2 separate regions of the Homo sapiens genome follow, and region 2 is linked to region 1. Evidence: chromatin contacts called from ENCODE Hi-C or POLR2A ChIA-PET data. All regions are on one chromosome and are shown on one strand. The core of a region is the stretch at or near the end of the contact, and the rest is flanking DNA. Distances in the headings are between cores, read along the strand shown.

What was found. Hi-C counts contacts between places; a loop is a spot of excess contacts on that map. ChIA-PET counts read pairs that join two places held with the same protein, here RNA polymerase II (POLR2A). Pooled maps may share reads with other maps.
Region 2: POLR2A ChIA-PET joins it to region 1 with 12 read pairs in AG04450. The contact joins the enhancer-like site here to the promoter of C1QTNF5 in region 1. A Hi-C loop is called at or near these places in 2 of 50 pooled maps. POLR2A ChIA-PET finds 5 or more read pairs at or near these places in 7 of 52 experiments (AG04450, BJ, K562 and 4 more).

The regions. Positions count from the first base shown.
Region 1 is chr11:119,339,633-119,342,332 of GRCh38, reverse strand. C1QTNF5 (C1q and TNF related 5) reads left to right here and starts at 1,450. Exons shown (of 3, transcript NM_001278431.2): 1 at 1,450-1,638; 2 at 1,893-2,149; 3 at 2,485-2,700. The coding sequence starts at 1,936. MFRP (membrane frizzled-related protein) reads left to right here. Exons shown (of 15, transcript NM_031433.4): 12 at 349-476; 13 at 561-1,638; 14 at 1,893-2,149; 15 at 2,485-2,700. The coding sequence ends at 785. RefSeq lists a silencer at 2,232-2,331.
Region 2 is chr11:119,444,753-119,449,891 of GRCh38, reverse strand. All of the region lies in intron 2 of USP2-AS1 (USP2 antisense RNA 1), which reads right to left. It also overlaps the pseudogene DUXAP5. Among named protein-coding and RNA genes, the nearest start is that of THY1, 24 kb to the right of the region's middle. Within about 2 kb of position 3,836, at least 3 of the 41 ENCODE cell types and tissues checked have a DNase peak (open chromatin) inside an H3K27ac peak, as active enhancers do.

The DNA of each region.
Region 1 (2,700 bases), core at 201-2,700:
AGCCCCTTTCCACAGCCCACACCAAAGATGAAGGCATCCTCTTACACAGAGCAGGGGGTTTCTTCCAGATGCCCAAGCAGTCCCTGCAAACGCGGGTGCCCCATGTTCCCTGAGATTAAAGACGTGCCTGCATGATGCCCAGGGCTGGCAAGCGATGCTGGAGCAGGCTCTCAGGGATGGCAGGGATCCTCAGAGTGTGTACAGCCTGTCTCTTTGTTATCCTCTTGCTTCCTCACAACCACCCCCATTGGACCCATGTACACACAGGACCGAGCGATTCGGTGACTTGCCACAGGCCACAGAGCCAGTGAGCAGTCCCCACAGTGGCCCTCCCCTCCACCCCTGCAGAGCTGGCCTGTGAGCCTGTCCAGGTGGAGATGTGCCTCGGTCTGAGCTACAACACCACAGCCTTCCCTAACATCTGGGTGGGCATGATCACCCAGGAGGAGGTGGTAGAGGTCCTCAGCGGTTACAAGGTCTTCTGGGTGGAGGGAAGGAGGGCGGGCCTGGGAGGGGAGGAGCCTGGGAGCAGGTGCCTGAAGGCCACTCTCCCTCCGCAGAGCCTGACAAGCCTGCCCTGCTACCAGCATTTCCGGAGGCTCCTGTGTGGGCTGCTTGTGCCCCGTTGCACCCCACTAGGCAGTGTTCTGCCCCCTTGCCGCTCTGTCTGCCAGGAAGCGGAGCACCAGTGCCAGTCTGGCCTGGCACTACTGGGCACCCCCTGGCCCTTCAACTGCAACAGGCTGCCAGAGGCAGCTGACCTGGAAGCTTGTGCCCAGCCCTGACCCTGAAGCCGGCCCCTGCCCTCTTCCTGCCCGTCCTCTTTTGCCGGTCAGGGCTGGCACGCAGGGGAACAAAGGAAGGAGCATCAGCAGGGTCTCTACCCATCCTTCTCTGGGGCTCCCAGGGAGGGGGAAGAGAAGTCCTCAGCTGGGGCTCATGGGACCCTACCACCCTCCCTGCTCCTTCCTGTCCCTTTACCGGTCCCAGGCTGCTGACTGGCCCCACACTGTGCCACCGGACAATCGAGACCACTTCCCATCCAGGCCTCTTCCCCTTTCCATCTGCTTTTTCAGCTTCTCCATCGCCTGCCTTCTGACCTTTTCCTTGATTCAACAAAAATGTACTGAGCATCTATTCATGTGGCAGGCCCCTGTCCTAGGCCCTAGGGATCCAACTGGCTGTCTGCCTCTAGAACTCTCCACCCTCATCTCTCTGCGTATTTCTCCCTGAAATGGGGTCTGGTCCTTGGTCTCTGCCACTGCCCTGCCTCTCCTCTGGCCCTGGGAACAGGAGGTGCCCTGTGTGTCCGTCTCTCGAAGTTCTGCCTCTCTGTGCCCAGCTCAAGTCTCTCTCCCCCTCCTTTCTCCCCCTAAACTTTGGCCGGCCGCCGGGCGACACCACGAGTTATTTCCCAGCTATTTCCCGGTCCGGGAGCTCTTGGCCCCTGAACAACTGGTTTCCTCTTGGAGTCTGGGAGGAGGAAAGCGGAGCCGGCAGGGAGCGAACCAGGACTGGGGTGACGGCAGGGCAGGGGGCGCCTGGCCGGGGAGAAGCGCGGGGGCTGGAGCACCACCAACTGGAGGGTCCGGAGTAGCGAGCGCCCCGAAGGAGGCCATCGGGGAGCCGGGAGGGGGGGTGAGTCTGGCGGAGGAGGGGAAAGGGGCTGGGGAGGGGACTGTGGGAAAGGCTGGCGCGGGCCGGCGGTGGGAGGGAGGGCTGGCCGCTCCCACCCTCTCGCGCCTGCCTGTGCTCTCCGGATGCTCGGCCCTGCGAGCGCTCAGCCTCAGGGGCACGGCAGTGGGGTGGGGACCGACTGGGCCGCGCCGGGGTGGGGAGAGAGGCAGGTCCCAGGATTCTGGGTCCCGACTCCAGTCCTGCCTGGTCCACAGACTGCGAGAGGACCCCGGCGTCCGGGCTCCCGGTGCCAGCGCTATGAGGCCACTCCTCGTCCTGCTGCTCCTGGGCCTGGCGGCCGGCTCGCCCCCACTGGACGACAACAAGATCCCCAGCCTCTGCCCGGGGCACCCCGGCCTTCCAGGCACGCCGGGCCACCATGGCAGCCAGGGCTTGCCGGGCCGCGATGGCCGCGACGGCCGCGACGGCGCGCCCGGGGCTCCGGGAGAGAAAGGCGAGGGCGGGAGGCCGGGTAAGAAGGCACCGCCGCGGCTATCGGTGGCGATGTCCGAGCAGGCGCGGCCGCAGCTCCAGCTCCCGGTGTCCGGGACTCGGGTCTCCCGCCAGGGGGCGCCACTCCCCGCGCTTTGCAGCCCTGAGCGGGGGAGGGGCCCAGGCGGCGGGAGCCCCCTTGGCCAGCCCCCCAGATCTGCCCTGCGGGAAGGGGTGGAGGAGGTACCCGTGCGGGAGGAGGCGCTGGCCGAAGCTCAGGCAGGGGCGGGGAGGGGTACGGTGACCTTAGAGTCGCCGCCCCGCTGCGGGCTGAGCCGCCGCTACTCTCACCCTGCCGCCCCGCTTACCCCGCAGGACTGCCGGGACCTCGAGGGGACCCCGGGCCGCGAGGAGAGGCGGGACCCGCGGGGCCCACCGGGCCTGCCGGGGAGTGCTCGGTGCCTCCGCGATCCGCCTTCAGCGCCAAGCGCTCCGAGAGCCGGGTGCCTCCGCCGTCTGACGCACCCTTGCCCTTCGACCGCGTGCTGGTGAACGAGCAGGGACATTACGACGCCGTCACCGGCAAGTTCA
Region 2 (5,139 bases), core at 2,587-5,086, 110 kb before region 1:
ACGGGAAGCCTGAGATCAAGATGTCAGCAGCGTTGATTTCTTCTAAAGCATCTCCTTCTGCTGTCTTCACATGGTCCTCTCTCTGTGCACACACACATACATGTCCAAATCTCCTCTTCTTATAAGGACCCAGTCATATTGGATTAAGGCCCATTAATGACCTCATTTTAACTTAATTACCTCTTTAAAGCCCTTATCTCCAAATACTTCACATTCTGAGATACTGGGAGGTAGAACTTCACCATATAATTATGGGGGCCGGTGAGGGAATACACAATCCAGACCATAATACCAACTAATATACTTTTCTTCCTGGCTTCTGTTTTCCCCTGAGTGAACACACTAGGTGTCCTTGAGGGAGAGGAGACTTGCTTGTAAACATGGGAAGAGAGAGATTTTTCTGAACTAAAAAGAGATTTTCCTGCTGAGCATAGTGGTTCATGCCTGTAATCCCAGCATTTTAGGAAGCTGAAGTGGGAGAACTGCTTGAAGCCAGGAGTTCGAAACCAACCTGGGCAACAGAGCAAGACCCCATCTCTACAAAATATTTTTAAAATTAGCTGAGCATGGTGGTGCACACCTGTAGTCCCAGCTACGCTGGAGGCTGAGGTGAGAGGATCACTTGAGCCTAGGAGTTTGAGGCTGCAGTGACCTATGAGCATACCACCGCACTCTGGCCTGGGCAACAGACCTATCTGTGAAAAAAAAAAAATTAACTAATTAAAAATTTTTTTAAAAAGATTCCTCTGAGCCAGAGAGGCAAGGAAGAAGATTTGTTTTTGTTTGAGATAGGATCTTGCTGTGTTGCTCAGGCTGGAGTACAGTGGTGTTATCACAACTTACTGCAGCCTCAATCTCCTGGGCTCAAATGATCCTCCCACCTTAGCCTTCCAAGTAGCTGGGACTAGAGTCATGCACCACCGCACCTGGCTAAATTTTTTTTTTTTTTTGTAGAGACTACCGGCCTGGCTAATTTTTCTATTTTTTGTAGAGACAGGGTCTCACTATCTTGTCTAGGCTGGTCTCAAATTTCTGGGCTCAAGTGTTCCTCCTGCCTTGCCCTCCCAAAGTCCTGGGATTACAGGCATGAGCCACCACACCCAGCAGAGGAGGAGGTATCGCCAGCAGTGCAGACCACGGCCTGCTCCCCAGTAGTTCCCCAGTAGTTCCCCAGTGGATGACCAGTTCCACAGAGACACAGCTACATCTTTCCCAGCCTAGCCTGTGATTACCATGTCCTGAGCTTGAGACCTGAAGAGCCCAGCAGAGCAGACCCGAGGGAGCCTCAGCAGTACAGAAAGCAAACTGGTGGCTGCAACCCCGGCCTTGGCTCTACTGTGACCTAGGACCTTTGCACTACCTGGGGCAGGGAGACTTCAAGAGGACAAAGATGCATTTCCCACAGCCCAGTAGAAAGGTGGCTTGGAGTCTAAAGTAAGCTGCCTTAAAGAAAATAAAGAAATGCATTATTTCTTGCATATCTGAGCTAATTAACTAAAATCAGTGCATTTGGATTCCCAATGCCTAACAGAATCAATACAGAACAGCATGTTTGAAAAAGACAAGTGCAGGAAAGGGAAATGGGAACAAAAGAAGACAGACACGGAAAAGCCCGGGCCAGCACCTCCTTGAGCCCCTCACCACCTTCCCCACTGGTGCCATGTTCCCCTCTTCTGAGCTGCATCTGGCGTTGATAAGACCACACATGTGTTACTTTCCTCACATGTGTGTTCTTGCCTTGAAATCCCCATGGAGGATGAGCAACTCTAGGTGAAACACTACACCTTACTCACCCCTCTGCCTCCCACCCACCTTCACCCCAGGTAGGGACTCAATTGGTGTTTTTTAAAAATTGAATGAAATGGGCCCTGGGCCAAGACACAAAAACAAGAAAAAACATGGAGCTGACGCTGCTCAGAGGTGGAGGCAGGTGGAGACAGGTAGGGAAATCTTTCAAAGGAGCTGGGGCTGGCTCTGGGAGAGGAGGAAGATATTGTCTGGAGCAGAGGAGCAGAGAAAGGTGGGTGGGGAAGGAGCTGGGCAACACCCCCAGGCCTCTCAGGAACCAGCTTCCGGCCTTCAGAGGAGCCCGTCACAGTCCCTTCTCTTCCTGCTCATGATTTATTCAACTAAGCTGTGTCTGAAAATATCCTAGGCAGGAGGTTGATTCTCTGAGGACCCAGCATGTGGGAGGACCCAGAGCACAGCCTCCAGATGCAGCCCCGGAACGATGCTGGATGCTTACCCGAGGCCTGCGATGCAGGCAGAGCAGACATCAGCCCGTTTCTCAGAGGATGACACCAAGGCCAGAGGGAGGACAGACCTCTCACCCAGGCTCACACAGGCCAAGAGTTGCTAGAGGAGAAAAGAGAGGAACAGAACTGTCCTAGCAGGAAGAAAGCATTTGTCCTCTGGTCTGGGGCCACGTACAGGTGGTAGTGGCCTAAGCCCCAAGACCCCCCAGCTCCACCCTCTGACCCAGCTCTCTGAGGGGTTGCCAGGTGAAGAGAAAGGAAATCTAGGCCCAAGCTAGAAGGAAGCAGCACCTGCTGGGTGAAATGGAGGAAAATCAGGCAGGAGATGATTTTCTGGAGCTCCCCCCTCAACTTGGGCATGCCCAGGAGCCAGCAAGCAAGCCTCGACCATCTGTGCCACCGTGTCCCCAACTCTCAAAGCAAGGAGTATCTCAGCTGTGTTTCTGCTACATGAAGTCAACATGGTGCTCTGGTCCTGGGTCTAGTCCTCTGAAACAGTCAGAGGACACGGGTTTATATCCCTGCCTCACCTCTATGTGACCTGAGCAAGCCCTTTGAACTCTCTGAGACTCAGTTTCCTCATCTGTAAAATGGGGATACTATAACCTGCTTGAAGAGCTGCTGAAAGGAGCAGATGAGAAGTCATGTATGAAAGGGAGACAGAGACGTGAGCAGCCTGGGCTTTGGAATTTGGGGGGCTTCATTCTTGCGTGGTCCTATGTCACACAGACCTTCTCATCCATGGACCCCACCCCATTCCAGGCCCTCACCCTTTAAATAAAAGGACAATCTAGCTGGAGAGAAAGAAACATAAATCATGGATAAAGAACAAGAATAGAATCTAAGCACAGTTGTGTCTGCCAAAAGATGCTGCTCTAAAGCATGCTGATGAAAGGGCTTTGGGGGCAAAGTAGCGCCCAGAACAGAATGCACCAAGGAATCTTCTACGGTGGACCAGGCATGTGAGCTGAGCCTAGGAACTTGTGGATTCCACCAGGCAGAGCCCTGAAGGAAAGGGAGCGATGGAGGCACAATGCAAGGACGAATGCGACAACAAGACAACCAGTGGGGCCGGGGCACAGTCTGTCCCACTAGGTGTGGGGCAGTGTGGGCACAGAGCCTAATCATCACAGCCCTGCACACGGAGGAGTCTAGACTTGACCCAGAATGCTGGGGCTTCTAAACATTTTTTGATCACGAGAATCCTTTTTTTAAAAAATTAATACATTTATTTTGTAGAGCAGTTTTAGGTTCTCAGCAGAATTGAGCAGAAAGTACAGACAGTTCCCACGTACTCCCCTCCTCACCCACACACACAGCCTCCCCCATCATCAACATCCCCCACCAGAGGGGCTCATTTATGGCAGCTGATGAACCTACATTAACACATCATTATCACCCAAAGTCCATAGTTTACATTAGGGTTCACTATTGGTGTGTACATTTTATGGGTTTCGAAAAATATGTACTGACATGCATCCACCATGACAGTGTCAGACAGAGTCGCCTCACTGCTGTAAAAATCCTCTGTGCTCTGTCTGTTCATTCCTCCCTCCCCCCAACTCCTGGCAACCTCTGATGTTTTACTGTCTTCATAGTTTTGCATTTTCCAGAATGTCACGCAGTTGGAATCATACAGTGTTTGGCCTTTTCAGATTGGCTTCTTTAACTAAATAATGTGCATTCAAAATTCCTCCGTGTCTTTTCATGGTTTGAGAGCTCATTTCTTTCTATTCTGAGTAACATTCCACTGCTTGAATAAGAATCCCCTTTTTAATGTTGAAATAATTTGGATATCCCCCTGATATAACAATCACATTTTTAGAATCCAGATTGAAATGCACAACAGAAATGACAATGAACCCTGCCATGCTGCGTGTGTTATTGACTATAGTCACCTTCAAATTCACATCTCATATCTTTGGGGCCAAAACAAGGCCAACATGACAGTGCTTGATGCTGCACGTGAATTTACAGATCCCAGGGGCTGGCGGCCTAAAGTTAGGGATGCAGCTGTCTAAGGATCTTCAGTCATGCACAGGACTGGTCGGATTTTCACTTTTAAAAGATCGCTCTGGCTAGTTGTATCCTAGGACGGATGCCAGGACGCTCTTCCCACATGCCCCAGGACAACTCTGCAAACAAGAATGCAGCTACACGTGGTAGGCGCAGTCTCACCAAAGTCACGGAGGATCCATTGAAAATCCACATCGACATATTCAACCAAAAACCTTCCCCAGGTTATACTTCTAAACAAAAACTAACTCACTTTAGAAAGCACCACTGAAGAGTCCAGAACCCAAATTTGTTTTCAAAATTGAAGATATGGGTACCTACTCCAGAAAAGGCCAGGGCCTACAGAGGCCTTAGAACCAAGCCAAGACCATGGACAAGACGGAAGACAGGATTCAAGGTAGAGAAGCCAGATGGTGTTGTTCCAAACACACCTTCTCCTAATTACATACCCTAATCAAGGTGTGTGAGAACAACCCTTACTCTGGGATTGATTCCAGAGGACAACTTGCTCTGAAAATTGGGGTTCTACAGCCAAGAGTACAAACTTGGTTTCAAAATTGAAGATTTAGATTCCTGGCTCAGAGAAAAAGAGATCCTGATCAAGCCTTAGAAGAAAAATTAGACCAAAAATAAGAGACATGACCTCTGAGATGAGACGGTTCAAGATACACCATTTTGTGTAGCTTCTGTCCCTCAGGCATCAGATTTCTCTGGAGCCAGGAGTGGGAGCATGGAGGCAAGTTCAGTGTATCTGACGGTGTTGCCCTGGGCTCCAGATCTCTCTTTCACTCTTCCTGGGCCTTCAATTCCCCCCTGGACCTAGAAGCTGAGCCTTCTGGAGATGGTAGGCCAGGTTTCAGGAACCAGA